Regions from separate parts of the Homo sapiens genome. Here all the other regions are linked to region 1. Evidence: chromatin contacts called from ENCODE Hi-C or POLR2A ChIA-PET data. All regions are on one chromosome and are shown on one strand. The core of a region is the stretch at or near the end of the contact, and the rest is flanking DNA. Distances in the headings are between cores, read along the strand shown. Region 1 overlaps VPS13D (vacuolar protein sorting 13 homolog D). Region 2 overlaps VPS13D (vacuolar protein sorting 13 homolog D). Region 3 overlaps VPS13D (vacuolar protein sorting 13 homolog D).

The links. A loop is a pair of places that touch in the nucleus more often than their neighbours do. ChIA-PET counts read pairs that join two places held with the same protein, here RNA polymerase II (POLR2A). Pooled maps may share reads with other maps.
Region 2: a loop to region 1 is called in a map with no recorded cell type, with 1.9 times the contacts of the local background. The contact joins two enhancer-like sites. A Hi-C loop is called at or near these places in 1 of 168 maps with a recorded cell type or tissue (naive thymus-derived CD4-positive, alpha-beta T cell), 5 of 37 single-sample maps with no recorded cell type and 11 of 50 pooled maps. POLR2A ChIA-PET finds 5 or more read pairs at or near these places in 1 of 52 experiments (activated CD4-positive, alpha-beta T cell).
Region 3: a loop to region 1 is called in a map with no recorded cell type, with 10 times the contacts of the local background. The contact joins two enhancer-like sites. A Hi-C loop is called at or near these places in 2 of 168 maps with a recorded cell type or tissue (PC-3 and naive thymus-derived CD4-positive, alpha-beta T cell), 13 of 37 single-sample maps with no recorded cell type and 16 of 50 pooled maps. POLR2A ChIA-PET finds 5 or more read pairs at or near these places in 7 of 52 experiments (HepG2, Panc1, activated CD4-positive, alpha-beta T cell and 4 more).

Annotation. Positions count from the first base shown.
Region 1 is chr1:12,342,811-12,346,874 of GRCh38, reverse strand. VPS13D (vacuolar protein sorting 13 homolog D) reads right to left here. Exons shown (of 70, transcript NM_015378.4): 42 at 3,824-3,976; 43 at 1,366-1,501; 44 at 223-270. Among named protein-coding and RNA genes, the nearest start is that of VPS13D, 110 kb to the right of the region's middle. RefSeq lists an enhancer at 1,980-2,139. Within about 2 kb of position 2,159, at least 15 of the 41 ENCODE cell types and tissues checked have a DNase peak (open chromatin) inside an H3K27ac peak, as active enhancers do.
Region 2 is chr1:12,452,627-12,456,690 of GRCh38, reverse strand. VPS13D (vacuolar protein sorting 13 homolog D) reads right to left here. Exons shown (of 70, transcript NM_015378.4): 66 at 561-693. Among named protein-coding and RNA genes, the nearest start is that of SNORA59A, 53 kb to the left of the region's middle. Within about 2 kb of position 1,995, at least 19 of the 41 ENCODE cell types and tissues checked have a DNase peak (open chromatin) inside an H3K27ac peak, as active enhancers do.
Region 3 is chr1:12,432,546-12,436,609 of GRCh38, reverse strand. All of the region lies in intron 65 of VPS13D (vacuolar protein sorting 13 homolog D), which reads right to left. Among named protein-coding and RNA genes, the nearest start is that of SNORA59A, 73 kb to the left of the region's middle. RefSeq lists a cis regulatory region at 3,046-3,056 and an enhancer at 2,979-3,123. Within about 2 kb of position 2,214, at least 27 of the 41 ENCODE cell types and tissues checked have a DNase peak (open chromatin) inside an H3K27ac peak, as active enhancers do.

The DNA.
Region 1 (4,064 bases), core at 910-3,409:
CCTTCCCTGTAATACTTAGTCTCACACACCAAGCTAGGTGAAAACATTTTCTTGCAAGTTTTTGGAAAAGGAAGGTAATCATTAATAGAAAAGGGCAGAGATAAATTTCAATCGCATATATGTCATAAAGTTTCTCTGATCATTAAGAAATGTATATCCACATGATTCAGGTGCAGTGTATATACGCAATAAACACAATGACAACAGGAAAATCATACTTACATAAACCTGGGGATGTATAATATTTGTTCTGCTGCTTGGGCTGCCAATCTGAAAAAGATTTCAAAAGTTAGAGTCAGCACAGACTTAAGATAATTAGCAACGTTAAATTCAATGACAACATAATTTTCTTCAAAGGGTCGTGTTTGTAAATACTTTCAAGTAAAGTATAGTCTACTATGAAGATAAAACATCTCCTCTTAAAGATATGGAAAAAACAATATTCATTTTATAACCATTCAACGTATGCCAAATTTCTCCCCAACACATCAATGCAGTAAGAAAGGTACCTATGAGGGAACTGGTCCTGTCATTACTAGACATAAACTTAGGCTGAAAAGTAATCCTGAAAAGGTTTTGTTTTTGTTTTTGTTTTTGTTTTTTTGTAAGAAACTTGGGGCACAAGAGCAACAGTAAAAATGGACAGTTGTGCAACAGTGTTTTCTAAGAATATTTTTCATGAAGAAAGCTGCAATATCTCTGCACGTCTGCATTTCCACCTCACTACTGGCTACCCAAAAATAAGTGCAAGTGTTCCATGAAGTATGAAGGAGGATGGGGCAAGAGGACCCATGGCAGCTCTGTCAGCCAGGATGTCAGCCTCCACCTGCATGTACAAGTCAGGGATGCCACCTGCATCATTTCCTGGGCTGTCCCTCCAACCACTGGGACTACAGGCAGGAAGGGTATGTGAGAGCATGTGTGATCAGAAAATAAACGACAGTGGACATCTCTCTTTGTGCCACAGAGAAAGATTTGGAGACACAGAGTAAAAGGATCAAGGTGCTGCATTATAAGAAATATTAAAAACACAGTGTATATGGACAGCATAACAATATGTGAAATAAAAACAAGACTCAGGTTCAGCAGACTAGTAAACTGCCAGTCAGGCCAGCTAGCATGAAATGGATCTACAGAGGTGAGGAAATGTGTTACTGCTGATTTTAAATCTTGTTTTTCTACTGAAACTAACCATTGGCTGGCTTATCTACATATTGATTACCAATGCCTATGACTGACCCAGTCAGTCCTAGAATTAGGGGAAAGAAAGAACAAGAAAGTTTCATTAGAGTAAGCTTATTACAGGCTTAACCATCTGACTTCCTGACAGTCGCTTAACCATCTGACTTCCTGAATGTCACACACCGTAGAGGAAGATGAATTTTTATCTGGTGCTGCATATCGAAAAAAGGTCCCGACTTTGTCCACAGACACTGGGCTCACTTGCTCCCAGCCATTTACTCTCACTTGCAGTTGATGAATCCGGAGGTCATGGGTGTGTCTGTCAGGCAGAACAAAGAAAAAGATATTAGGCACAATCTCCAGAAGGGATGAAAAGTAGAAGCAAAGACACAAATCTGATTTAGTACATATGATGTAAAAACCCAGTTGGCTAAACCTTTTGGAGATTACCTAATGCAAGGGAAATCAGGAGCACAGTTTAACTGGGTTTTACACTTACAACACAAACTGCAAGATCTGTAAAGCTTGACTGAGTAAGAGTGGCATTTATCCTCCATTGTACAAACCACGCAAAACCTAAACACGAGCCAAGGTCTTTCCCCCACCAACCCTCACCCCAACCTATATAATGATGTCACTGGGGTGGTAAAAATGCAGTAGCGATTTAATCATATAACCATACTCTTGGAAATGCATAAAAAATTATTCTTGGTTCCTTTGTTGAAATCCTAATTCGCTCAGAACCACATGCAGTTGTTTGGCTCCAGCCCTACGTGACTACAGACAGGGCAGGAGAGGCACAGCGCTCATTTCAGGGCTCCTGTGCTCGACTGAAACTGGAGCAGAAGGCAGTGGGCAGAACAGGAGGAACAGGAGGAAACTGCACATTTAATTCTATTTTAGATTTTGCCTAATTCAAGCCAGAAGTGAAATGGGGAACTAGATTTGAGGCTGACAGGAAGCGGGGAGGGAGGCAAGGAGTGGGGTGCAGTGTGCCAAAAGGGGAAAAAGCCAGAAAAGGCATTTATTTTGAAGAATTCAAGCAGAATAGTGGGACCTGAAATGGATTATGAAATACGGAAACAAAAACAGAAATGACAAAGAGGTCAAACCCTTTCTGATATGACAGAGGATGGGCTTATCCAGAAATGTTCCCAACAGTTCTGTAGTTAGCTTCTCCAAGAACTGTGGGGACCAACAGGAAAATGCTCACTGCTCTTACCTGGAAGCTAAAGTGGCTTCCAAGCACATGTGTGCCCAGCATAGTGATTTTTTTTTTCCCTATAAAATCCCTGGAGACCCACACGTTCAGAACTCTTGCTTCTTGGGAATAATGTGTGTGGGTACCAAAGCTATGCAAAAGGAAACCTGCTTGACTTGGGAGCAAGTTTACACTCAGGAACTGAAAGCACCACAAAAAGCACATGATTACAGAAAGCTAAAGCCAATCTCTTCAATTTCAGCTCAGCTTGAAAACAAATATGAGGCTCAAATACTAAATCTTAACCTATTCAAATGCTGTCTTAACCTATTCATATCCACTGGATAGCCTGTGCATAGAAAAATACTTGTAAATAATACAACACTTTATTGGATATTTTATGATCTCTCAGTAATCAGATAGAACATTTTCTCACATTCATTCCAGTTTTGAGTATGGGTACTTCAGGAATGCATCAGCTAGCAGTCTCCCCAGATCAGTTCTTTTTAGAATCAGAATTTGTCTTCTTATTAGCTTTGAGTCCTGAAACTAGCTGCTTGTTAAAAGTACTACGTGGCATATATGTAAATTAAAATTGAAATCAACATGCTTTGAGAATCTTTTAAGAATACCATATCACCAATCCATCATGAAAATCAGGCCAAGATGCAATAAACTTGAGGGTTATGATATGTCTATGTTTCCACCAAATTCTGTGAAACACACAGGTTATCACCTCATATGTCAAATAAATGGATAGTTAATGAAAAGACATGTATTTCCAAGATGGCAGCAAAGTCTTTATTTTTTAAAAGGAGGCTGGGTGCAGTGGCTCACGCCTGTAATCCCAGCACTTTGGGAGGCCGAGGTGAGAGAACTGCTTGAGCCCAGGAGTTTGAGACCAGCCTGGGCAACACAGTGAGACCTCATCTCTACAAAAATAAAATAAAATAAAATAATAAAAGGAAACACTGATTTACGAAATATCTTTTAAAAAGAAGACATTAAAATCATTAATAAGGGGCCAGGTGTGGTGGCTCACACCTGTAATCCCAGCACTTTGGGAAGCCGAAGCGGATCACTTGAGGTCAGGATTTTGAGACCAGCCTGGCCAACATGATGAAACCCCATCTCTACTAAAAATAAAAAATTAGCCAGGTGTGGTGGAGCATCCCTGTAATCCCAGCTACTCAGGAGGCTGAAGCAGGAGAGTTGCTTGATCCCAGGAGGCAGAGGCTGCAGTGAGCTGAGATCGTGCCACTGCACTCCAGCCTGGGCAACAGAGCAAGAAGACCCTGTCTCAAAAATAAAATAAAATAAGATAAGATAAAATAAAATAAAATAAAATCATTTATAAGGAAAGTAAAAAGACAAAACACTAGGGACCCTCACTTACATCCACTTTCTTTTTTTTAAAGAAAAGAATAAACCATACTTTACCTGTGTCTTAACTTTCCTCTTGCTTCAAATTCAAAGGGAATCTCTTCACCTGTAAGGACTTCTCGCCATTCACTAACATTGTGAGTATCATCGAGAAATGTTCCGTTCCCTTCTGGAACTACCCCTGGACTCCCACTGTGAGAGAGTGCAGCTCTGGAACCAAATCAGATGACATCAGCCTGTCCCTGTTTCTTCCCAGCTCCCTCTCACAGGAGCCCCGTGCAGAAGAGCAGAACCTTCT
Region 2 (4,064 bases), core at 746-3,245, 110 kb before region 1:
CACAGGATTTCCTCTGTTGTCAGCCTTTTCTTTTTTTTTTTTTTTTTTTTTTTTGAATTGGAGTCTTGCTCTGTTGCCAGGCTGGAGTGCAGTGGCACGATCTCAGCTCATTGCAACCTCTGCCTCCAGGGTTCGAGCAATTCTCCTGCCTCAGCCTCCCGAGTAGCTGGGACTACAGGCATGTACCACCACGCCTGTCTAATTTTCGTATTTTTGATAGAGATGGGGTTCCACCATGTTGGCCAGACTGGTCTCAAACTCCTGACCTCAAATGATCCACCCGCCTCGACCTCCCAAAATGCTGGGATTACAGGATTGAGCCACTGTGCCTGGCCTAATTTTTGTATTCTTAGTAGAGGCGGGGTTTCACTGTGTTGGCCAGGCTGGTCTCAAACTCCTGACCTCATGATCCACTCTCCTAGGCCTCCCAAAATGCTGGGATTACAAGCATGAGCCACCGCGCCCAGCCCACCTTTCTTTTTTTATAGCTGCAATCAGATTGATACAAAGGCGCCTCTGAGGACCAGCAGCAGCAGAGCCTGATGTCACCCATGACTTACCATGAGCCAGGCCATGGATGCCGGCTACAAGGTGTTCACCACTTGTGGCTGCATGGTACCTGATGTACTCCCGCTCTGACTGATGCCGATTGTCCATCGTCTTCCCTAAGCCATCTGATAATGTTCCAGCAAACTAGAAGGAGTTAAAAGCAGGAGAAGAGTTTTAAAGTCTTGGCACTATTTTTACTATTTGAATTACTTTAAATAAATTTAAATTAAATACAATTAGATAAGCCCATGCTGGTCTGTAGTGGTGTGATCTCATCTCATCACAACCTCCGCCTCCCAGGCTCAAGTGATTCTCCTGCCTCAGGCTCCCGAGTAGCTGAGACTACAGGTGTGTACCACCACACCTGGCTAATTTTTGTATTTTTAGCAGAGATGGGGTTTCACCATGTTGGTCAGGCTAGTCTCGAACTCCTGACCTCAAGTGATCTGCCCACCTAGGCCTCCCAAAGTGCTGGGATTACAGGCGTGAGCCACTGTGCCTGGCCAATAATTTAAATATAAATAAATTTAAATATTTTAAATGCAGTTACCTATACTGTCTGCCCCAGGTTGAGTGGTTCTCAAAAGGACTGGACACATACCAATTGGGGGATGCATACAATGGAGGACACTAGGCTTTGCAAAGCAACTACTAAAAATCTTTAATGACATTCACTTTCCAGAATACTACTCCAAATTTACTGAAAAAATCAGAGGTATAACAAAATAGTCTTGAGGGAGAAGTGAGCTTCAGGACTGTATCATGGTAAGAACATAGGCTCTTTGCTCTAAGAATTAGTGGAATTCAAAACAGGAAATGTGTCAGATTGTTGCTTTAGGGTTTGGTATCAAATATTTGGAGACATCAAACTCCCTCCAGTAATGCTGTCTTTCATTTATTCAATAATTACTGAGTACCTATGAGGTGCCAAGCTCCATTTGTCAAAAGCCAAAAACGAAATCGATGGAAAGATTAACAGGTTAGGTCACCGTTCATAGGAGGTGGCAGACTTGAACTCATGATTTCAAATGCAAACCCACCCTTTCCACAATTCAGAGATTTTATTTATCCTGGCATACTTTAACCAGAAAAGCTGTCTCATCCATCAAAGCTGGGATAAAAAGGACATAAAACTCTGTTTTGTCACAAGACAATCTGAAAAGGTTTAAAGTGACAGTTAATAAACCACAGAGTACTTATCCTCATCATTCAGGCATAAAAAGAGAAGGATATCAAATATATAATTAACCTTCTCAGGAAGGATCTACCAAAACAAGTGGTTTAAGTGCCAATGACCCAGGACTAACCTCTTAGAAAACTCACAGGAATGTTCCTTAGATACAAGGCTCAGGGGAAAGCCTCAAGGCAAGCTGCCTGCCTGGAAGGCCCAGGAACTGGGTGGCCATCTAGGGGCCTATTTCATTCTCCTTTGGCAAGGGGGTTAGGGTGCGTGTTACACAGATCAGATCTGCCCTGGAAACCTCAGTCATGAGGATTCTTGACACATGTGACAGTGAGTTCTGGGCACAGAAGAGGGACTAGTGAACACAGCAGCAATTCCATGTAAAGCAACAGTTCCTGGAAGAAGCTATGGGAAGACTCATGCCTTTTACTCAGTCCAAATATTTTACAACCTAGGGCAGTGATTCCTGACCTTTCTGGAGATGTAACCCCTATCATTATTTGTTTGCTTTCTGCCTTGCCTTCCATATCACTGCCTGTCTAATGAGAGAATTAAAGTTAATGAAAATTAATAACTTCCTTTAGGACAACTGGAAACACCACACGACGCTGCAAAGCTAGCACCGTGAATCACTAAGGAGTGGCTTCAGTCAGAGACCCCATCTGAGAGTTACCACAGTATAGGAGAAGGGCCACAAGCTGGGGCATCTGACCAAACTTCAGTCCTCCCTCGACCATTCTGGTAACTACATGACCCTGAGCGAGGTCACCTACCTCTGAGCCTCCTCTGCATCTGGAGAATAGCCAGAGTACCTACTTTGTCATGTGGCTGGAAGCATTCATGACAATGGCTCGGGGGCCTGGTATCTAGTTAGCATTCTTACTGTTCTTATTACTCTGCTACTAGTCCAAGGAGGAACATGCCTGCAGCGTTTGAGGGAAGCCTGTCAAAGGTTTAGAATTATGGTCATTTGCACTATAGTTTAACATAATAAAATCCTCTCTTTCCAGCAGATAAACACCAGCCTCCCAAGTAAGTTTTTGGAGTGGTACCACTTACAAAATTAGAGTGTTGGACTCTACGATTTCCAAAATCCTTTCCAGCTCTGGCACTGTGTGACCTACAACCCAAGGTAGAATGTCTTTACTAAATACTTCCTCTGAGCCCAGGACAGATTTAGGTACTGCTGAAGAACACAAACAAACAGCAGCCTTGAACCCTGCCCTCAAGAACTGACAGTCTCTTTGAGAAGGTAACAATCGTATACACAAAACAGTCAGCAGGAACCCAGGACACAAACTACACAGAAAGGAAATGTGACCTTTGTTTTGGAAAGAATCAATAAGAGTGCCTGCTATGTTTAGAATTATGTAGGCTGCCAGCGTTCTTCAGGTTCCAGACAAAAACGTGTCTCTCTGGTGCCCCAGACGCTGTGAGAACCACAGTTAAGTGACGCGTGCCCATGTCCTGTGTGTCTCCAGGGGACACATCTCCACCTGAAGAGACCCAGGAGCACCGCAGCCAATTCAGGGTCTTATTCAGGTCTTTCCTGTTTCTCTCAAGCTCTTATATTCTTTCTAAGAGCTTACATTCTCTTTCTTGGAAGACAGATAGGGTAAAGTGCTCTTTACCTATCGCTGGCAGCTAACTAGGAGGAAGTTAAAAATCCTATAATACTCCCCCACCAAGAGAATATGGGAGAATAATCTAGGCAGAATACCCAATATCACTCCCTCTTCTTCTACTCCCATCAATTAATATCCAAAGTTGATGAGTGAGCCTATGCCAAAAGCTTAATTTCCAACTAAGTCTGCTGTGGCAGCCTCAGCTCCCCAGCACCAACTGGGTCCTGGGTGTTCTCTATACAAAGACAATGTATTGACCCAAGGAGGATGGGATGAGATGACCTAAGAGATCACTCTTCCCTCTAATGCTGGATTCTTCCGTAAGATGAAGACCTTTGCCATGGAAAGGTACCTACACCTATCTCAACTTACTGTAGGACTTCTGTCTGAATTCCTGTTTCTCTGTCCATAAAAAATTGCTTATGCAAGCCAACTGGACTTGTCCTTTGCCACTTGTTAACAGTCAACCATTACAAAAGTCTTCACCCCTAGAAATACAGCTTTGAGAACCCAGAAAACTTGAGTAGATGTTGAAATCTATGATCCAACCAAACCTGTATTGATGAGTAGTTAATCAGATTTTACTGGGAAAGACGTTTTACAGAAACTAAACCAAAGCCAGCCAAATGATGGATACAGTGGTAAAGGCAGGGCCCTGGGCCAGTTCACTGCACTCTGAGGATTGAATCCAGGCTACCATAAAGCAT
Region 3 (4,064 bases), core at 965-3,464, 90 kb before region 1:
ATGACAAATAACAATACTAGGCTCAAAAAGTGAAACATTCAGTTAAGTCTCTTCCCCTTTAAATTCACGTGGTGGGTGGGGGCGAAACAAGGGAAAACAAAGGGATGTACAATGAGCCAGTCTTTCCCCACTAGGCCAGCTCCTCATTCCAGAGGCCCACCTGCTAAGCTCCACTGACCCCTCCCTAGTCCTGCTGCTGCACACCCCAGGCTCCCTCCTGCTGGGACTGCTCCCTGTGTGCCTCTTCTTGTCCCCACCTGTCTCTTGTCCACATGGCAAGCATCTCCTTGGACTTCAGGATTGGGCACCGGCGTGCCTTCCCCTGTACAGACCTTCCTTGTCCTGGGTAGAAGAGTCCACCCCTTCCTGAGATCCCCCTACAGGAACCCCCACAGACACCAAACTCAAACCTGGAACACTTTCCCACATGTGTGTGACTGCAAGTCCTCCTCCCCTGCTGGATGGTGACCCCAAGGGGAGAGGGCTTTGTTTTGTTTATGTCTGTGTCCCCTGTGCCTAGCACAGAGCCTGGCATTTCTAGTTGTCCATACATAGTTGTGAACTTGCTCTAGAGACACAATAAATAGACCTGTTAACATGAGGTTATGCTTTTTGCACATAAATCTATAGTCAGCTCGATGTGTAGAGTTAGAGCAAAGTCAAAACTCCTTCACTAAGTGTCTCAGACAGGGTTAGAACAATTTCCTGGTTTCGGCCACACACTTTGGCCTGGATGGTACAGCATCTACAAAAGAGCTAATTATACAACACAGGGTAGCACAGGAAATGACTTTAAACTGTGACTCAAATTCTCTGTATCCCCTTGATAATACAGCCTTACATGGTTAATCCCTGCAAATATATCGCAGAGAGGTTCGAGAATGAAGCCTACTAGATAGAGTGCTGCTTTTGCACTGGTATTAAGAGGACGGGCTCTGAATCAGAGAATCTCGGTTCTTAGCCTGGCTCTCCTTGTAACCTTGGGCAAATTAGTTAATTTCTCTGAACGTCAGTATCCTCATTTACAAACTAGCATTCCACAGGGTCGTTATGAGGATTAAACAAATCAATTTGTATGAAGACTCAGAACAGTACCTGGCACATAGTGAAGCAGTCAATAAATATGAGTATCTTTTTGTTGTTGTTGTTCAGACAGGGTCCTGCTCTGTCACCCAGGCTGGAATGTGATGGTGCAAACACAGCTCACTGCAGCCTCAACTTCCTAGGCTCGGATGATCCTCCCACCTCAGCCTCCCATGTAGGTGTGACTACAGGCGGGTGCCACCACGCCCAGCTAATTTTTGTATTTTTTAGACTTTTTTTTTTTTTGGTCATGTTGCCCAGGCTGGTCTCGAACTCCTGAGTTCAAGCAATCTGCTCACCTCAGTCTCCCAAAATATTAGTACCATTTTTAAAGCTATCCATTCAGTTACTAAATTCAAAACTTATTTCAACTGGGCAATCAGTATCAGTGTCTATCCCATGTTTTCTGTATAGCAATGCTGAGAAATAAAGATAAATGTAATTAACATTTTAAACACTTACGGTAAGGATACACTAACATATTCCGCAGGGCTAAGTTAACTACTCCATTGTAACTATTTATTTCATAAACTGCATGGCAAGCCTGACAAGCCTACTGGTCAACTTTGACAAAAGATTATGTGAGACAAATGCCAAGGAAATACAAAATTAACATTGTTGTTACTCCTTATCAGACCACAGACAAAAACAAACCCACCAACAGTCCAGAATGAAGGAAACAGGTTGTTGGCTTTTGATTGGAATTTCCTAGGATTGTTACCATGTAGTACAAGATTAATCTAAATGTTTCTTTGTGCACAGACAAGCTTATGTGGAATGTATCAGAATAATATAATAAAGGCTTAGGTTTATGTGTGAACAAAACTGCTTTCAAAAATGTATCATTATCAGGCTGATTAAGAAAATACCACAGATTTAAACATACCTGAGGCCTATAAATAAGTTAGTTTGCTGCTTACTGGGGGTGGGGGGAATACACAGGCTAAATAAACAAACGAAAGTACAGGAAAATCAAACACTTTCAAATGAGCTTTCTTCCTTAAGTAGGTGTAACTAAAACCCAGTTGTATGCTAGGACTACTGAGTATTTTCAAGATAGTGCATGCTGTGGCATTTTAAACCACAGAGCCAAGCTGCTACCACCGCCACCTCAACCACCAAACTTTAAGAGCACACGCTGTGCACTGACTCATTTCATCCTCCCAGCAGCACCCTTCACAGCTGGCAAGTGGATTTTCCAAGCAAAAGGGAGAAACCTAGAACACACCACAAATAGGTACCTATTTTTGCCTTGATGTGTCAAAGTCAGAGAAAAGGGCAAAATTCAAGCAGCTGACCAACGGCATTTCAACAACAGGATGTTCCCAGGGAGACTGCGGCAAAAGATGTCTTTCACAGTATATGTAATTCCACAAAAATAGCAGTTAAAACCAATACGGCATCAGGCACAATGAATGACAATTTCAGGTTAGAAATAACCAAATGCTCAGCCTCTAATTTGTTTTCTTCTGTTTTGAGGGATAAAACAGAGGAATAAAGAATGTGCTGGAAATTTGGGGAATGCACTTCAAACTTCTTTCCTCCTCCTCCTCCTCCACACACACACACACACACACTCTCTCTCTCTCTCTCTCACTCTCTCTCTCTCCCCACCCCCTACCTCCTCCTCTTTGTAAAAGGCCTTTAATTAGCTCACATCCTATCCTGGCCAGGGCTGCCTAATACATTCTGACACCAGCCTGTTGGCCAGGCAGTGGGGTCTAAGTGCAGGCCTGATTAGCGGGATCCCAGTGGATCCCCTGCCGCTCTTATCTCCACAGATGCCTGATGAGTTTGGTATCTTCCTCCCAGCCCTCCCGGGAAGCTGCCCCAGCAGGTGCCCATTGGCAATAGTTTTGTGTTACAGGCCTGAATGAATGATCCCCGCAGGAGCTGCCGACTGTTTTCACAGACACAGAAGGCAGTCAAAAGTCCACTGCGTGAACTTGGAATGACCCCAGCTGCAGAGTCACTGGCGGGTTCATCGGGAGGGCAGGCACGCTTTATTAAACAACTAATACTCTTCACAGATAACTTTCCGAAAAAGCAAAAGTGTTAACTCTTTGCAATCTTGCTCTGACAAAACACTTCAGCTGTGGCGGGGCTCCCTGTGTGACTGAGGGTCTGAACCCAAGTGAGGGCTCTGAGATGGAGGAATGGCGCCAGCAGGGACCATGATTTCATCTGGCCTGAAGAAGGGTTGGGACTCAGTCACCATTTGGTCTACTGTTTTGTTGTTGTTTTTTTGTTTTTTTGTTTTTTTTTTTTCCCCAAGCGTTCCAGATTAAAGCGAAAAGGCAAAAAGCAAAGGTTTCGAGCACCTACTCCAGGGAGGACAGTGTGGCTGGGAGTCAGCCTGACAGTTACAGCCCCCAGCCAGGCCGGCTCTCAGCACCTCCAGAACAAGAGGGTGGCCCCTGGCTCATTCTGCCACATGCCTGTGCACCCTCGCAGATATGCGTGGGCCCCCATGGGGCTTCCATTCTAAGTTACCAGGAGAGAAAAGGTACTAAGGTACTAAGCTGTGAAGGCCATTGCAAACTCTCATCACCTGTGGGACTGGTGGGGCAGTCATTTTGTTGGCAGCAGCCAGATGCTGTGCAGTGGGTTCCCTTTAGAAGGAGGACTCAGACGCCAGGCACAGTGGCTCATGCCTGTAATCCCAGCACTTTGGGAGGCTGAGGCAGGAGGATCACTTCAGCCCAGGAGTTAGAGACCAGCCTGAGCAACATAGAGAAACCCCATCTCTACGAGAAAAAAAAATTTAGCCAGGTGTGGTGGTGTGCTCCCGTAGTCCCAGCTACTCAGGAGGCCGGGTTGGGAGGATTGCCTGAACCCAAGAAGCAGAGGTTGCAGTGAGACAAGATGGTGCCATTGCACTTCAGCCAGTGAGACTGTCTTAAAAAAAAAAAAAAAAGGGAAAGGATTCAGAAAAGGAAAGGGGTTCAGATCAAAGTGTTCTCATAACGAAGACAAAGCCA